2 separate regions of the Homo sapiens genome follow, and region 1 is linked to region 2. A link is an interaction called in ENCODE POLR2A ChIA-PET data of the cell type or tissue named here. Cell type or tissue: Panc1. All regions are shown on one strand. Each heading gives the region's core, and the rest is flanking DNA. Links, peaks and the distances in the headings are about the cores only. Region 1 overlaps DLGAP1 (DLG associated protein 1). Region 2 overlaps MYL12A (myosin light chain 12A).

What was found. Peaks named below come from ENCODE experiments on the same cell type or tissue, not always from the same donor. Only the 100,000 strongest peaks of a DNase experiment are listed, where the experiment ranks them.
Region 1: POLR2A ChIA-PET joins it to region 2 with 12 read pairs; 7 of 35 experiments call an interaction of 5 or more read pairs at or near these places.

The regions. Positions count from the first base shown.
Region 1 is chr18:3,573,997-3,580,408 of GRCh38, forward strand. All of the region lies in intron 8 of DLGAP1 (DLG associated protein 1), which reads right to left. It also overlaps the pseudogene LOC100419892. Among named protein-coding and RNA genes, the nearest start is that of DLGAP1-AS1, 17 kb to the right of the region's middle. RefSeq lists enhancers at 1,971-2,472, 2,473-2,972. In Panc1, for the core only: no CTCF peak of the experiment used is centred there; no DNase peak of the experiment used is centred there; H3K27ac peaks cover 3,107 bases.
Region 2 is chr18:3,251,823-3,258,234 of GRCh38, forward strand. It overlaps MYL12A (myosin light chain 12A), which reads left to right. Exons shown (of 4, transcript NM_006471.4): 2 at 1,411-1,606; 3 at 2,067-2,228; 4 at 3,924-4,414. The coding sequence starts at 1,426. The coding sequence ends at 4,096. It overlaps MYL12-AS1 (MYL12A and MYL12B antisense RNA 1), which reads right to left. Exons shown (of 4, transcript NR_130145.1): 3 at 4,420-4,500; 4 at 3,614-4,016. Among named protein-coding and RNA genes, the nearest start is that of MYL12B, 7.1 kb to the right of the region's middle. In Panc1, for the core only: no CTCF peak of the experiment used is centred there; no DNase peak of the experiment used is centred there; H3K27ac peaks cover 672 bases.

The sequences.
Region 1 (6,412 bases), core at 806-5,805, 320 kb after region 2:
TGACCTCTTTCCCCAGATTTAATACTCCCTCTTGCATCGGTATTAGTAATATACATGAGTGTACGTATTATTTTGACTTTAAAATTTGCCAACATTAAGCTGTCACAAGAATCTTTTATAGTTTTTCGAAAGGTCATATACTATTCTCATTCCTAATATTGTTGATTTCTATTTTCCCTCTCTCAATCAGACTTGTCTATTTATTTAGTATTTTCAAATAACCAATTTTGGTTTATCAATTCCACTTTACTTGTAATTCCTTCTTTTGAATCTGTTGTTCTTTTTCTAGCTTTGTAAATTGAGTGTTTACTTTATATTGTAATATTTCTTCCTTAATTATGAAAGAACATAGGGCTAGAAATTTTTGTTAGGTCATAACTATGGCCACAGCCCATAGTGGTGATTTATAGGATTCCTGCTGTCATTTATTTCAAAATAATCTTGAATTCCTTCCGTAATCCAAATGTTATTTAGATGTTTTAATATTTTCAAATGGTTAGATTTTGTTATCTGTTTAGCGTTAATTTCTAATTTTAATGCATCATGGTTGGCAAACATGACTGATTATTTCTTCTTTTTGGAATTCATTAAAATGATCTCCGTAAGGTTCATTAGTTTTGACTGGAGAGAGGTCCCTCCAAAAATCTCTTTCCAAATAAACACTGATGCTGACTTCGAGGACATCAAAATAAAGTCTTCAAGGCTTAAATGTTTTGAAACTATCTCCTTAGTGTTCCTTTACTATTTTAAGTCAATAAATTATGAATCCAAGATAATGTGCCTTTTTATTTTATTTTATTTTATTTTATTTTATTTTATTTTATTTTATTTATTTTGAGACAGAGTCTGGCTCTGTCGCCCAGGCTGGAGTGCAGTGGCACAATCTTGGCTCACTGCAAGCTCCACCTCCCGGGTTCACGCCATTCTCCTGCCTCAGCCTCCCGAGTAGCTGGGACTACAGGCGCCCGCCACCACGCCCAGCTAATTTTTTGTATCTTTAGTAGAGACGGGGTTTCACCATGTTAGCCAGGATGGTTTCAATCTCCTGACCTCGTGATCTGCCCACCTAGGCCTCCCAAAGTGCTGGGATTACAGGCGTGAGCCACCATGCATGGGCCTTTTTATTTTTCAAAGCTTTCTTTCAAATAGTAACCATTCCTTTGGTTTGTACTTTACTTGGCAGAGACAAGTTTCATTATCTGCAGTTGGACTTATTTCTTCACATAAGCATAAAATATTAATATATATCTGTACACTTGGACAGGTATTAAAGGAAATAAATAAGTCTTAAGAGTATGATCTAAAATAACTAAATTTTCTTTTATTTTTAATTCAAAGAATAGAGAAAGCCATTGCATTTCATATAATGTGAAGATTAAGCTGTTCTTTTCATCTGTTTTGCAAATTGAGTTAAATGATAATATATGGAAATCATAATGTACCATCAGGAAGTAGAGGGGTCAGGGCCTAAAGGTAGTACATGAAACTCATCTGTAGTCAGAATTACTCTTGAGAGACTAAAAGACAATGTAACCAACTGTTGCCAGGGGTCACCTTTGGGGAGTACAGTAGGAATACGAGGTGGGAGTGGGAAAGAAGGGGAAATCTCATATTTTGCTCTATACACTCCTGTACTGTACGAACTCTTTATAATAATCCTGTATACATGAATTACTCACTTTGTAATTATAAGAAAACAAAAAAAATTTATCCTAAAGGTGCCTATGACTTTTAGTTTAGACATACAACTTTGCTCTAAATCCAGAGCAGCCAGTCCCCACAATGCCCCCATCACCCCCAGCACTAGGGTATCAAGAAAAACACCAGATAAAGTACTTGACTTGTTTTGGTGCCATATTATACAGAAATTTATATCTTTAAATATTCTAGAAGCAGAGTGCCACAAGGTGCTCCCATAAGAACATAGGAATCAAGACTGCACACGGATCATGTCCATTTTAGGTCTTTTAACACACATGCTGATTGAAGGAAACAGCACATTTATTTATTATATCAGACAAAGAGCTTTGTTTTGGTGATTTGCTTACTGTCTAGCAGCCTCGAGCCCATCTTCTACATTTAGCTGCTCTTCGACACTGCGGCCAGGACTCCCAAACTACATTTCCTAGGCCTCCTTGTCAGCTGGTTTCCAGCTGTGTTCTAACAAAGGAAGGTGGAAGAAGAGAAGAAACTTCCTTCCTGTTTCCACCTTCTTCTGGCATCACTCTTGCATGTGAAGGTAGCTATGGCTCCACCCTCCAACTCCTTTTTTTTTTTTTTTGAGACGGAGTCTTGCTCTGTCGCCCAGGCTGGAGTGCAGTGGCGCGATCTCGGCTCACTGCAACCTCCGCCTGCAGGGTTCAATCAATTCTCTGTCTCAGCCTCCCGAGTACTTGATATTACAGGTGCCCACCACCATGCCCAACTAATTTTTTTGTATTTTTAGTAGAGACTGGGTTTCACCATCTTGGCCAGGCTGGTATTGAACTCCTGACCTTGTGATCCGCCTGCCTTGACCTCCCAAAGTGCTGGGATTATAGGCATGAGCCAGCGCAGCCAGCTCCAGCTCCTTTTTTTTTTTTTTTGAGATGGAGCTTCGCTCTTGTTGCCCAGGCTGGAGTGCAATGGCGCGATCTTGGCTCACTGCAACCTTCGCCTCCCAGGTTCAAACGATTCTCCTGCCTCAGCCTCCCGAGTAGCTGGAATTACAGGCATGCACCACCATGCCCGGCTAATTTTTTGTATTTTTAGTAGAGATGGCGTTTCTCCATGTTGGTCAGGCTGATCTCGAACTCCCAACCTCAGGTGATCCGCCCACCTTGGCCTCCCAAAGTGCTGGGATTACAGGCGTGAGCCACTACGCCCGGCCTTTTTTTTTTTCTTGAGACGGCGTTTCACTCTTGTTGCCCAGGCTGGAGTGCAATGGCACAATCTCGGCTCACTGCAACCTCCGTCTCCCAGGTTCAAGTGATTCTTCTGCCTCAGCCTCCTAAGTAGGTGAGATTACAGGCATGCACCACCACACCCAGCTAATTTTTTTATTTAGTAGAGATGGGGTTTCACCATGTTGGTCAGGTTGGTCTCAAACTCCTCACCTCAGGTGATCCACCCACCTCGGCCTCCCAAAGTGCAGGGATTACAGGGGTGCGCCACCGTGCCTGGCCCTTCAGCTCCTTTCAACAGCCCATGCACCAGCTGCTCTGCACCACTCTGAAGTCCCAGCACCACGTGACCCTGCCACCTCACAGTCTGAGCACGGGCTACCCCAGGCCTTTCTTCTGAGCTCCTAAACTTCTGGTAACCCCACCTTTTCCTTCTTGTTCCTTTTATTGCTCTCTCAGTCTTCCCATACCTGTGTAACCAATTTTGTGTATTAAACTGTCTCTGTTTAAGAAGTGAGCCTGGTCTGTGATTTCCTGGATGAGATTTTAACCAATTCCATATGACTACACTTTTGTAAATTAAAAACGCTTAGGATGTCAGCCAAAGTAGGATGTTGTGTCTTCTACTATGCGGTGGTATAAAACTATCCAATGAAATTTGTTCAGAAGACGCATGGTAGTTATTTCCCTGAAGAAGCACGATCCTCAATGCATGAAAAAGAGGAGACAGAAAAGAAGGAGGGTTCATCAGAACAAGAATGGAGGATATTGTTCTCTGCCTGGTCCAAGCCTCATCCCCACTGGTCCTAGAACTGCCAGCTCATTTGCATCAAGTATTAGCATCTTCTAAGCTTTAGTCATTGTATATAAATTTATCTGTGATTTTTTACTCTTAGCTCCAAATATTGGCAAATGGCATCTTTTATGTATTGTATCTAGGGTAATCTACTTAAATTTATAAAGTGGCTTTCAAAATTGTAAAAGAAGTTGCAGGATATGAGATCTCTGTCCAAAAAAATAATAATTGAGAAAGTCCATGGCATATTTAGTTCAGCATATTTAGCTAATTATAATTTTAAAGGACAATATTAATCATAACAACTAAATCTAATAATTGTTGAACACTTATGCCTGGCACTGTGCTTACGGCCTTACATATATTTTATCAATTAATTTTTACCATACCCAAAATGTACCATATGAAATAAGGACTATTATTATTCTCATTTTCCAGATGAAGAATCTGAGATACAGAAATATTAAGTAATTGATCTAAGTTCACAGAGGTTATAAAGTAAGTAGTTGTAGTATTAGCTATTGGGTATGAATTAAATGTAAAGTTTTGGTAAAGGATTGGAAACTCTGGCCCTAAGAGAGAAAGCATGGAAGGAAGTCTAAGATTCTAGTGTGACATATTTTGGGAACTTGCATTTAAATTTGATTTCTGTATAACGAAATTCAATGAATAGTTTGCGTCTTTAATTTTTTTTTTTTTTTGAGATGGAGTCTTACTCTGTCGCCAGGCTGGAGTGCAGTGGTACAACCTTGGCTCACTGCAACCTCTGCCTCCTGGGTTCAAGTGATTCTCCTGCCTCAGCCTCCCAAGCAGCTGGGACTACAGGCGTGTGCCACCACACCCAGCTAATTTTTGTATTTTTAGTAGAGATGGGGTTTCACCATGTTGGCCAGGATGGTGTCGATCTCTTGACCTCGTGATCTGCCCACCTCAGCCTCCCAAAGTGCTGAGATTACAGGCCTGAGCCACCGCACCCGGCCATTTTTTTTTTTTCTTATTATTCTCCATCAAAGAAGTAGTATAATGTGATCATGTTAGACACTAGGTACAATCTTGGCTCTGTCAACAAAAAGCAGGTGACCTTGGGCAAGTTTTCCAACCTCTCTGTGCTCTCATCTGTAGGGCAGAGATGATCCTAACACCTACGCCATAAGGTGGTTGGATGAGTCAAATGAGAGTCACATAAAGTACTCAGTACTTTGCTATAATTTACATAGCAGTGTACAATGATTAGAGGAAGAATAAGAACAATTTTTTTATTCACTAAAATATCCAACTATTTAAGACATGAGATAATGTCTCAAGTAAAAACTTTTCTCCCCAATGGTATACGTGGATTTAAGTCTAGTTCCATCCTACTGGGTGAAAATAATAATTATTATTATTATTCTGAAACTGTTTTAAAAAATCTAGCTTCCTGTGGAGGTTATAGTTTGGTGGGTGCATCATCACCACTAAACACACACAGTATAGTGATGGTCACACAACAATGTGAATGTCCTTAGTGCCACTGAACTGTAGGTGTAAAAATAGTTAAAACGGTCTTTCTTTTTGAGATGGAATTTTGCTCTTGTTGCCCCGACTTGTGTGCAATGGCATGATCTCGGCTCACCGCAACCTCCGTCTATCGGGTTCAAGGGATTCTCCTGCCTCAGTCTCCCAAGTAGCTGGGATCACAGGCATGCGCCACCACCCCCAGCTAATTTTGTATTTTTAGTAAAGATGGAGTTTCTCCATGTTGGTCAGGCTAGTCTCGAACTCCCGACCTCAGGTGACCCACCCGCCTTGGCCTCCCAAAGTGCTGGGATTACAGGCATGAGCTACTGTGCCTGGCCACGCCTGGCTTTTAAATTAGCCTTAGAGTGGGTTCAATGTGGATGGATTTATTCAACAGCAAATTGAGAAGTTATTATTCAAAGGGTACCCGCAGACTGATATAGCACAACAAAAATGGAGAGAGAGGATGATTTTTCTTCTTTGATAGAAGAACACTTTTAGCAGGGTAACCCAAGCTAAACAGATGTAAAAGAAACAAGGTGGAATCAGTTTGATCTTATCTTTGAAAAGCAGAAAAACAGTGAACTGAACTGAGAAGCCTACTGAGTTTTCTACCATTTTCATGAAATGCTTGATTAGGCTGAAACTAGTGCACATTCTTTCCTCATGATGCTGTGATGTGTGTTATTGCTTTCCACACTGTCAGTCACTTTGGTCTTGCTCGCCTTCACTCCCACATCTATGGGAAGTGATTCACATTTTTGTTCTCATATGGTCATTCAATAGTGTTGAACATACTGTTATGTGGCTCGATGACCCCGGCTATTCCTGCAAGTCCACTCTCTTTTCTAAAAATAGAAATGTGCGTTAGGAATTAAAAGCACCTCATGTTTGATTGTGTTCATGTTCTTTGAATTATCCTGCAGCTTGAGTCACACATTCAATTTAGAGAACAAAAATAATAGCTGCTAATAATGTCTACAAAGAAAATACTTTCAGAAACCCTGATTTGAGCCAGACGTCCAAAGTCAAACCTCCGGGTGGACATTCCCCTCAGGTGAACCATCTGAAAAGACCAGTCAGTGGAGTGGGGGACGCTCCAGGCACCAGCAATGGCGCAACTGTCTCTTCCACCAAAAGGCACAAGTCCCTTTTTCAGTGCGCGAAATGTAGTTTTGCCACAGACTCGGGGCTCGAATTTCAGAGCCACATACCTAAGCACCAGGTGGACAGCTCC
Region 2 (6,412 bases), core at 514-5,513:
TATATCTTTTCAACAATATATTCCAGTTGCCATACGGTGCTGTATTGGATGGGCTGGAATTTGTGACTATCCTTTGTGGAATTTCCTATTAAAATCTGAAAACAGATTTAGCTTTAAAAAATTTGAGGCAGAGCTTTTCTAATCATTCCATAATTGTATTTAGTCTGGACGATATGGTTATAATCAAGGAAAGAATGTAAGAAATTACTTTTTAAACACATCGGAAACACATTCTTAGGGTCACTTTGGAGTGCTGAGATCTAGGTGGTAGTTCATTCTTTGCAGTCCACAGACTTATTTTTAGACCAATGGCATAGTGTTTTGCCAGATCATAGCTAAATGTTGTTTTCAGAACGTAAGCTTTAAAATTGTTATCCTGGTCAGAGTGAAATCAGTAGTGCCTATTTTAGACCTGCTTGGAAGAATATAACTCAATGCAGTGTCTTACTTTTGCTGCTGAGCGGTTTTGCAGACTACCATCTTCCCTGCAACTCTGAAGGATGGTATGGTAGAATTTTATTGTCTGATGACTGAGATTTTTAACTTGAAACAAATTTTTGTAGTTTTTAACAGATTGAGTATTGAAAATTGCCTTTTTATTTTAGGTATTATTAGACATTCTTTTTAATTTTAACTTAAATTTTACCGGGATAAATTTAGGTAAGAGAGCAAAGGTAGTTTCTACGTTTAAGATGTTTTCTAAAACTTTTAAAATTATTTTAAAAGCTTGTGCTCTGATTTCTGTTTAGAGATCTTAGATACTTCCAGTGATTTAGTGTGACTGTAATGCAAGAAACTGGTTTGGATAGAGTGCAATGTCTATAAAAACTATAGATGAATTCCCTTCAGTTTTTTTATACTTTACTATTAGCCTTTCAACAAATAGTTTTTTTGAACTACTTTTGCCTAGTGGTGAGGGTACAATAAAAAATGTTAGTTGAAAGTGAAAGCTTTAACAATATTTGTCAATAGAGATTAGGAGATGAAGACCTGTTCCATCAGTTAGTCATTCTTACTATTCTTCACCTTTCTGTCCACCGTACTATGGAATAGCCAGTTTAGGCTAAGGCTGCAAAGCAGGGACCTACTGAAGATGAATTAGTATCCCTCAGCACCCCTATACTGCTGAAGTATAGAACTTGGGAGTTTCCTAAGTACCTAATTTTTTTTGCTTCTTGGTTTTTTATTGTTATCAAATCAGCAGATTTGGTTATCAGCTGTTGTTAGTTATATAGCAGTACAGGACATATGTAATCTTGTTGAGATGTGTCTTCTAAAGACACATTTCTGAGTAGCTCAAACATATCAGGAAAGTTGGTTCTGTGTACTTTTGTTAATCATTGTTTTGATTCAAACTTAAGTAATCTTAGATGTTGATTTGGTTTTTATTGTATTTCCTTTCCTAATTAGGACTTAACCACCACCATGTCGAGCAAAAGAACAAAGACCAAGACCAAGAAGCGCCCTCAGCGTGCAACATCCAATGTGTTTGCTATGTTTGACCAGTCACAGATTCAGGAGTTCAAAGAGGCCTTCAACATGATTGATCAGAACAGAGATGGTTTCATCGACAAGGAAGATTTGCATGATATGCTTGCTTCATTGGGTAATGCTCAGTTTAAATATTAATCTATTGGATAGAATTTCCATGGTGCCTTTCATCTTGATTTCATGAGTCTTAAAGCTCTGTAAAGCCTGTCTAATGAGTCTACTAAGGTTTGAGTAAAGTGTGGAACAGTGTTTCCCACCGGATCACCAGCAGATTCGTGACCCTGTCTTAGGATTGGGTTGGGGTTCGTGTGTGTGTGTGTGTGTATAAAAACACTGATCTTGATTATGGAAGCAGTATTATTCCTTCTGACATTCCAATGGACTATCATATACTTTCCAGACTCTTTAATAGGCCCTATTCATTAAGAAAACTTTCCCCCCAAATAGTTTCACTCTCATGAGTGCAAACAGTAAACTGTATGAATGATAATCTTTGTTACCAAAATGTTTACTGTCATTAATAGTTGATATGTATTGTAATGTAATTAAAATTATGACCCCTTTTAAAAATTTAGGGAAGAATCCAACTGATGAGTATCTAGATGCCATGATGAATGAGGCTCCAGGCCCCATCAATTTCACCATGTTCCTCACCATGTTTGGTGAGAAGTTAAATGGCACAGATCCTGAAGATGTCATCAGAAATGCCTTTGCTTGCTTTGATGAAGAAGCAACTGGTAAGTGAGAGGTAACCTTTAATTATAAAGTGATTTAATTTTTAGTTATGGTAACTAAAATATACAGTAACTTAAAATATGATAACGCTCTCAGGTTTGTACTACACCTATTTTTTTAGACAGAGTTCTCTTGGCATGTTTGTCACTCACTTTGCTGCTTCTGCCCTAAGTAGTAGTTTACAATGAATAGGTTGTATTTGAAACCTCATTGGGAAGCTTATATTACCCCTTTCCTACCATGTTAACTCCACAAGGGTTAGGCTCTCAGAAAATATGTATTGAATAAAAAACTTTTACCAGAATAATCTTGATGAAGTATAAATTGTTATAGGCCATGCACCACTACAATCCTGTATATGTTTACCAGGTATCTGTCAGCTCTCAAATTGTTTAAATCTGACATCTAACCTTTATTTTAAAATACACCCAGTAGAACTTAGGGTCTGGAATTAGACTATCTGGCTTCAAATTCCTCTTCCACATAATAGCTGTATAATTTGGGGCAAGTTGCTTAACTTTCTCTAAGCCTCTGTTTTCTTATTTGTAAAATGAGCAGTATTACCTACCTCATAGGGTTGTTGTGAGAATTAAGTGAAGAAGTGAGATGTACATGAAGTACTTAGCATACTGTGTGGCACAGAGTTAACTCTCAAAAAAACAAAATGTTATCTATATAGGGGCCTGATCCTTTGGCAGAAGTGTATGTAAGAGAAAACATAATGAGGGAATATTTTCCGTGATTCCCAGCTCAACATGGCGTAGCCAAGTGTGTTTAGTGAAGGAAGGCACAATCTTTGGTTGCCTCCATTAGTGGGACGAGTTTAAATACTGGGTGGTTGCCAGGGCCTGCTGATGGAAGCATGGTCTGTGGCTTTCAAGGCTCCCCACATGTGCATGCCAGTTATTTGGGAAATCTTAAAAATACCAATACCAGAAAATAAATCGGGTGACATCAGATTCTTGTAGGCAGGCAGGTTTTATGAGAACCCTGGTATCAAATTCCCAAAGTAAAGAGCACACACCTTTCAGCTTACCACTGCACATCCCCACTGCCCAGCACAGTGCCTGCCACATAGTTAGTGCTCAAATATTTATTCCATGTTTTTGCATGTGCTGGGACTGGCCATATTTATTACAATAATTGGATTTGTAAACAGTAAAAATCTCATTTTACATCTGAGAAAACCAAAGTCAGGGATGAAGTGAAATGCCTGAAATAAAATAGCTTCTTAAAACTGGGCCTCAAGCTTCCGGTATTCTTTCCACTGTACCACTTTATTGATGTGTATGATGTAGTGTTGATTTTAGCCTGGCAGGTAAATGTTACTTGTTTGTAGAATAAGATGTGACCATTCATGCCACTTGAAGGAACCGTAAGGCTTAGATTCTTTAACCATACTTTTTATTACTTTGTTTAGGCATAGGTTTAGTCTCTCTTATCAAGAGATCAGAAGCTGAATGTGGAGGCAGAATGATAGAGCAAATGATAGAGCGGAGCAGTGCTGCTAAGCAGCTAGGCATTTTTCTAGGCACTTCTCTGCTGAGGCTGTTTTAAGTAGGTGGACACCCTGTAGTTCATATATTTGCATGTTTATAGTTTGTAACATACAGAACATGCTTAGTCAAGTATAGATATTCTTTGTAATTAACCCTCAGAATAGTATGTATTCTGATCCCTTGTTCTTTATTCTCCAGGCACCATACAGGAAGATTACTTGAGAGAGCTGCTGACAACCATGGGGGATCGGTTTACAGATGAGGAAGTGGATGAGCTGTACAGAGAAGCACCTATTGATAAAAAGGGGAATTTCAATTACATCGAGTTCACACGCATCCTGAAACATGGAGCCAAAGACAAAGATGACTGAAATAACTTCAAATTCCAGCCAAACGTTCCTTGTTGCCACTTTGGGTATTCTGAGATTTTCTCTTGCATGCCCTTAGCTTTACAGCTTTTGCATTTCCTGTTGTATTTATTCTCAGCCATTTTGGGCATATGTATCTTTATAATCAGACTGGAAACGGGACTTTCTATTAATATCATTTTCAGAATAAAAAATAGGATAATTTAACCTACCAGCCCTTCTCCCCCAATAACTGTGGTCTATACAGAGTCAATATATTTTTTCAGAGAAAGTTATTCGCTCGATTTTTTCTGAATCATAATTAAACTTTATGATAAAATACTTACTTGTTTAAACTTCTTATTTACCAAACTTGGCTTTTGTTGGTTTCAGTCGTATCTCCCAAAGAAAGGTAGATGAGGGAAATCCTAGAAAATGATATGGTTGTTAGCTTTCTCTTCCTCCAGTTTTCCTAACAATCCTATCTCCTCTACTATCCATTCCTCCTCCTCCTCCCAAGGATATCCAATTTTAACTGCCCTAATCAGGTTTTCTGCACTTTGTCTTCCAATTTTTAAAATAATTTCCTGTAGAATTTGCATATATGATAGTTTCCATAGCTTTAAGTCCTTAAGTTGACATACCTGCCAACATTTCCACTTTATTTAAACTTTTGTAATTTCTGGTCATTTAAAATTAGACCAGGTTACTGAGTATAATTTCAATTTGTCATATTTTTAAAAACCATTTTGGCTTAAAGGTTCTGTGGAATGCTACCAAAGAGAGATTTTTATGTTATGTTTTAAAGTGCTGGAAATATAATGCAGTATTTTTTTTATTATATGTAGTTTTTCTTTAACACAGCAATGTGTATTGAAAGATATTTGTTTATGCAGAGATTCACCATGAGTCCATGTTTGAGTTTTGGACATTCCTGACCTTCCCACAATCAAAACAGCTGAACCTGCATGCCTGGGAAAGTGAGGTCATTATTTCAGTCCTAAAAATAACTTCTACTATTTGCAGAAATGCAGAACTGTTTCACAGTTAATCAGGGAGTGGCAGACAGTTTCGTTCTTTTTCAGCTTTAAAAATCTGACTCTCAAAGGGCTTCAAGATTCTCTTTTTTTTCCAGACAGGGTCTCTCGCTCTATCACCCAGGCTGGAGTGCAATGGCACGATCACAGCTCACTGCAGCCTTGACCTCCTGGGCTCAAGTGATCCACAGCCACCTGAGTAGTTGGGACTACAGGCAGGCACCACCATGCCTGGCTAATTTCTTAATTTGTTGTAGAGACAAGGTCTCATTATGTTGCCTAGGCTGGTCTAAAACTCCTGTACTCAAGTGATCTTCCCACCTCTGCCTCCTAAAGTGCTGGGATTACAGGTGTGAGCAACCATGCCCAGCCCAAAACTCTGACTCTCAAAGAGCATGAGTTTTAAAAGATTTGAAATGGAGAAAAATTTGGTTGAAAAGATTTGACAATTAGCCTATGAAGATGAGTAATTGACAATTACTATAATAACTTTAAGTTTTATGCTACGATTAACATGACTCTCCTTGGACAAAACCATTACCTCATTCAGTAAACAATTACTAAAAGCCTTCTGGGCAGCAGGCCTTTGCAGCCAATAAGATAGATCAGCTAGATCCTGTAACGTGGGAAGGCCAGTGCTATAGGAATAGAAGGACTAGTCAAAGCTAGTCCTTGACCTCTTCAGCATTAGAATCTTAGAACCTGCCTTCATTCTTTGTCTTTTGTTTCTGAATTTTATTCACTGGTTAAGCCAAAATACTTTTTCCAGGCTATGGCCATGGTGCTAAAATCTTGTTTTTTGAATTGAATTTCCATGTCAAGAGAAAAAATTATCATATGCTTTGTTACATCTCTAGTGAAGAACAGATAGCATTGTTTGCACTATATGAAAAACAAGGTACTACTAAAAGGATCTCTTGCAGGGCCCCTGTTTCCCTTTCAGATAAGTGCTTAATGAACCAACTTGCATTAAGAACAATGATGTACCCTGAATGAAATAATTCTCCTAATTTAGTAATAGCATTCTTTGCTTAAACAAGAGTGATTGCCAACAGAAAGGTAAAAGCATCCATTTCAATGGTGTGTTTGACTGAAAAATCAGTCTCAAAAGTTTCCATGATGAAAGTCATACTTAAACCATTTCAAAAGATCTGGCTAGGCACGTTGGCGCACATCTGTAATCCCAGCACTTTGGAAGGTCGAAGTAGGAAGACTGCTTGAAGCCAGAAGATTGACATCAGCCTGGGCAACAAAGCAAAACCCCATCTCTACATAAAAATTAAAAATTAGCCGGACATGGTGG